Linked DNA regions of Homo sapiens: region 1 is linked to region 2. A link is an interaction called in ENCODE POLR2A ChIA-PET data of the cell type or tissue named here. Cell type or tissue: GM12878. All regions are shown on one strand. Each heading gives the region's core, and the rest is flanking DNA. Links, peaks and the distances in the headings are about the cores only.

Evidence for each region. Peaks named below come from ENCODE experiments on the same cell type or tissue, not always from the same donor. Only the 100,000 strongest peaks of a DNase experiment are listed, where the experiment ranks them.
Region 1: POLR2A ChIA-PET joins it to region 2 with 5 read pairs; 3 of 35 experiments call an interaction of 5 or more read pairs at or near these places.

What each region holds. Positions count from the first base shown.
Region 1 is chr9:97,865,913-97,868,722 of GRCh38, forward strand. No RefSeq gene overlaps it. Among named protein-coding and RNA genes, the nearest start is that of FOXE1, 14 kb to the left of the region's middle. In GM12878, for the core only: no CTCF peak of the experiment used is centred there; a DNase peak (open chromatin) is centred at 1,149.
Region 2 is chr9:97,505,934-97,508,743 of GRCh38, forward strand. All of the region lies in intron 1 of TMOD1 (tropomodulin 1), which reads left to right. Among named protein-coding and RNA genes, the nearest start is that of TMOD1, 5.7 kb to the left of the region's middle. In GM12878, for the core only: no CTCF peak of the experiment used is centred there; no DNase peak of the experiment used is centred there; H3K27ac peaks cover 438 bases.

The sequences.
Region 1 (2,810 bases), core at 9-2,508, 360 kb after region 2:
TTGGTTAGATGTATTCCTATTCTTTCGTTCGTTTAGCTGCTAATGTATTTCATTCTTTTAGCTGCTATTGTAGGTGGAATTACTTTTCTAATTTCCTTCTTACAGCTGATTTTCTATGTTAATATTATATTTTGCAACTTTGTTGAATTTGTTTAATAGCTCTAGTAACCTTGTGGATTCTTTGGGATTTTCTACATATAAGATCATGTCATCTGTGAATAGAGATAGTTTTACCTCTTCCTTTCCAGTTTGGGTGCCTTTTATTTCTTTTTCTTTTCGGATAGCTCTGGCTAGAATTTCCAGTACAATGTTGGACAGCATAAAGCAAACATTCTTCTCTTGTTCCTGTTATTAGGAAGAAAGCTTTCAGTTTTTCACCACTGAGTATGATGTTAACTGTGAACTTTTAAATAAATACGCCTTATCATTTTGAGGAATTTTCTCTCTGTTCCTAGTTTCCTGAGAGTTTTTCATCATGAAAGGATGTTGGATTTTGTCAAATAATGCAACATCCTTTTCTGCATTGAGATGATCATGCAGTTTCTTCCCCTCTTCATTGTATAAAAGTGATGGATTGATTTTCTTATGTTGAACCATCCTTGCATTCCTGAGATAAATCTCACTTGATCATGTTGAAAATCCTTTTAATTTGCTCTAGGATTTTATCTATTAATATTTTGTTGAGAATTTTTGCATCTATATTCAAAAGGAATATTTGTCTGTAATTTTCTTATAATGTCTATCTAGCTTTGGTATCAGAGAAATATTGCCCTCATGGAATGAATTAGGAAGTGTTCCCTCTTCTTCAATTTTATGGAAGAGTTTGGTAAGAATTGGTTTTAATTCTTCTTTAAATAGTTGATAGAATTCACCAGTGAAGCCATCTGATACCAGACTTATCTTTGTTGGGAGGTTTTTGATCACTGATTTAATCTCTTTACTTGTTAGAGATCTGTTGAGATTTTTCTATTTCTTCTTGAGTCAGTTTAAGTAATTTGTGTATTTCAAGCAGTTTGTCCCTTTCTTCTAGGTTGTCTAATGCAGTGGCATACAACTGCTCATAGTATTCTCTTATAATCTTTTTTTTTTTTAAATCTCTGTGAGGTTGGTGGTAATGTCTCCACTTTCACTTCTGCATTTAGTTATTTATGGAACATCTTTATTTTCTCTTTGTCAGTCTAGCTAAAGGTTTGTTCATTATGTTGATCTTTTCAAAGATCCAACTTTTGGTTACATTGATTTTTCTCTACTGTTTTACTATTCTCTATTTTTTAACCTCCACTTTAACCTTGATTATTTCCTTTCTTCTACTAGTTTTGGGTTCAGTTTGCTCTACTTTTAGTAAAAGTAAAATTTGGGCTGGGCATGGTGGCTCACGCCTGTAGTCCAGCACTTTGGGAGGCTGAGGCAGGTGGATCATCTGAGGTCAGGAGTTCAAGACCAGCCTGGCCGACATGATGAAACCCCATCTCTACTAAAAATAAAAAAAATTAGCTGGGCATGGTGGTGGGTGCCTGTAATTCAAGCTGCTCAGGAGGCTGAGGCAGGAGAATCGCTTGAACCCAGGAGGCAGAGGTTGCAGTGAGCCGAGATCACACCATTGCACTCCAGCCTGGGTGACAAGAGCAAAACTCCATCTCAAAAAAAAAAAAAAAAAAAGAAAAAGAAAAGAATGAAAGAAAAGAAAAAGTAAAATTTGGTGTAAAATCAGGTTAGCAACTTGGGATCTTTATCTTTAATGCAGTCACTTACAGCTATAATTTTTCCTTCTGAGCACTTTTTTCACTGCATTCCATAAGTTTGGGTATGCTGTATATTCATTTGTCTCCAAGTATTTTCTAATATCCCTAATATCTAAATAAGTGATTTCTTTTTGACCCATTGGTTAAGAATGAGTTTTTAAATTTCTATAGATTCATGAATTTTCTGTGGTTTTTTTTGGGGGGGGTTGTTTGTTTGTTTGTTTGTTTTGAGACAGGGTCTCACTCTGTCACCCAGGCTGGAGTGCAGCAGTGTGATCTCAACTCACTGCAACCTCCACCTCCTAGGCTCAACTGATGCTCATGCCTCAGCCTTCCAACTGGCTGGGATTACAGGGTTGGGCCACCATGTCTGGCTAATTTTTGTATTTTTAGTAGAGATGGGGTTTCACCATGTTGACCAGGCTGATCTTGAACTCCTGACCTCAAGTGATCTGCCCAGCTCGGTCTCCCAAAGTGCTAGGATTACAGGCACGAGCCACCATGCCCAGCCCTGGTTTTCTTTTATTGATTTCTAACTTCATCCTGTTTTGTTCAGAGCAAATACTTTGTATGATATCTATTTGTTAAAATCTATTAAGACTTGTTTTGTGGCTTAATACATGGTCTATCTCAGAGAATGTGCCATGTGCACCTGAGAAAAATATGTATTTTACTGTTAGGAAGAGTCACGTATATATGCCTGTTAGGACTAGTAAATTAATTTTTGTATATGGTATGAGGTAGGAGTTCAAATTCATTCTTTTGCATGTGGATATCCATTGTCATGGCACCATTTGTTGAGGAGACTGTTTTTCCCATGGAATGCTCTTGGTACCCTTGTCAAAAATTAATTAGTCATAGGTGTATGGGTTTATTTCTGGACTCTCTATTCTATTCCATTGATCTATATATCTATCCTTATGCCAGTGTCACTTCAGTAAAGTTTTCTAGTTTTCTTAAAAAAAAAAAAACAAAAAACAGCAGATTCAACCCACTTTCTTCTGGCCTTTAAGTCCAATATTATAATTAGAATAAACTGCTCCCAAAAGGATGTGAATAACACACCCT
Region 2 (2,810 bases), core at 64-2,563:
TTGTCTCCCTTCAGGGACTCCCCATTTCCTAAGGGATAAAGACCAGATTCATTAGCCTCTAAGACCGGGCCTCAAGCTACTTCTCCAAAATCATCTCTAGGCACTCCTCCAAATTCTCTTTACCTTCTGGCCATGGCAAAAGCATGCTGTGCCTTCATGCCTCCCTGCCTTTCCCCTGCTGTTCTTTCGGCCTTCAGTGCTGTTCTCCCTCTTCTCAGTCTGTGAACTTGTAATCACCCTTAAAAGCAAAGTTCTTCATTGATTTACCTGTACCCCCACAGCCCCCTGTGCCAACTCAGAGCACCAGCCAGAGTGTGTTCTAAATGGAACCACCCAATGATGTATCTCTGTCTCTGGCTAGACTAAAAGCTCCCTGAGGACGAGGTTTCTGACTCATTTATTTCTGCTTCCCCATGTGCAGCTCAGAGCTTAATGTGTGACATAGTACAGGCACTTCAGGTTTTAATAAATGGCTGACCACCGAATGAATGAATGAATGCATGAAATAAATGAATGAAGGCTCTGTGATAACCAGGACAGTCACACAACACCAACCAGCATTTACAGCATGTTCTCCTACCCGACCAAATCATCAGCTCTATGAGGGCAGAGACCACACCTATTCTGCTCCCCACTGCCAGCTCTCCAGCTCCTATCAGCCCCATCATGATACGTAGCTAGTGTGAATCCAAGAGCTCATTTGAAATTCACAGTAACCCCATGAGGGAGGAACAGCAAGTATTGTTACCTACCTTTTGTAATGGGACAGTGAACCCTAGTAGGAATTGTCCCAGGTCATCCAATTCCAGAAAACTGAAGTGCTCTCCAGGGTTTGACAAACTTGAGAAATGAGTCTTCTTGTTTTATATCCGTGCTTCTCTAACTTTAATGTGCATTGAAATTACTTGGGATCTTTTCAGAAATGCAGATTCTGGTTCAGTAGGTATGAGATGGGGCTTGAGAGTCTGAGTTTCTAAAAAGCTCCTTGCTTCTAATAAGCTCTAATAAGTTGATTAGAAAATAAACTTAATAATTCCTAATAAGCTCTAATAAACATCTAGTCAGGTGGTGTTGACTAGTATCTACAAACCACCACATTTTGAACACCAAGGTGAGTGCTAGTTACCACAAAGCTTCCTCCTGGCCATTGCATTAAGATAGTGGATTTTTAAATCTACAAATGAATTCATTTGTGCCTTGGATCAAAATCAAGGGCTCTTTCTGGTCAGCAAACTTCTTGCAAGTTTGGATCTATGAGCACAAGATGGGTGCCTGGGCAGTGCTGGGATGGGAACCTGAGACACCTGAGACCCTGAGACATCAAAACCACTCAGAAGTGTGCAAAGTGAAGGTAAGAGAGAGGGAGACGTGAGGACAGACTTCCTCCATGCAAACCAAGAGAGATTTAAAAATTCAGAATGGATAGCAACATTGCACGCATTTGCTTATTATGGTTTTACATTGTATTCCACTTACAGCATTAAAAAGGCTTGAGATGGCTTAAAAAATAAACTACATGACCAATGCAACTAGTAAGAACAGAAATTCTAGAAAGACAGGCAGAAACCCTGAAGATTAAGATCACGAAACTCCTGGAGAATCTGATTAGAGCTTATGAATTCTTGCTCCACAAAAATGAATATATTCATATACACAACAATTTGCATATCATTTCAGTGGGTGTGTGATTCCCCTGAAGCCTATTCAAAAGTCCGGGTTAAGAGCACCCGATACAGAGAATAAAGAGAGAAAATTATGCCAGTGCCCTGGCTGAAGATGACAACTGTATTTGGACACTCAAATTGGCTCTGAGATGACTCATGGCAGCCAAGGGGAAAGGGGGGGACAAGATGAATGGGAGGACTCTTGGTGTCTGATAGTAGAAGGAAGAACATCAATCAGTCTTTCAGGAGAGGGAACTATTTTCTTAACCCCAATCCTCAGTATATTGTCAAGACAGGCCACTAGACAGAGGGCATAGTAGTTAAGGCGGACTCCGGATCAGTCTGCACAAGGCCAGGGAACCTAGGAGCAATGAAGGGCAGACTCAAATCCTTCATTAGTCCTTTGGGGGGCCTTAAATAGCAATTGACACATAATGAAACACAATCTATCTTCCTGATTCACACACACACACACACACACACACACACACACACACACACACACACAGACTCTGGAGACCACCTTGCTGGATTCAAATCCAAGGTCTACTAGTTACTGGCTCTGTAATCTCAGGTAACTTTTAACATTTCTTTCTTTCTTTTTTTTTTGAGACAGAGTCTCGCTCTGTCACCCAGGCTGGAGGGCAGTGGGGCGATCTCAGCTCACTGCAACCTCCGCCTCCCAGGTTCAAGCAATTCTCCTATCTCAGCCTCCCGAGTAGCTGGGACTACAGGTGCACACCACCACACCTGGCAAATTTTTGTATTTTTTAGTAGAGATGGGGTTTCGCCATGTTGGTCAGGCTGGTCTCGAACTCCTGACCTCAGGTGATCCACCCACCTCGGCCTCCCACAGTGCTGGAATTACAGGTGCGAGCCACCGTACCCAGCCAACTTTTAACATTTCTGTGCCTGGTGTCCCCATCTATAAACTGGGGTTGTTGTGGGGATGAAATTAGTTCTTATATGTAAAATGCTTAAGACGTGCCTGGGATATTATGTAAGCGTGAGCTGTTATATTATGGGAAGGTGGCAGCATGGAGTACTGGTAATGAGTACTGATGGCCTGCCTGGATGTAAATCCTGGCTCTACCACTTATTAGCTTTGTGACCTTGGTCAGTGTACTTACTGGGTTAAACAGGGTC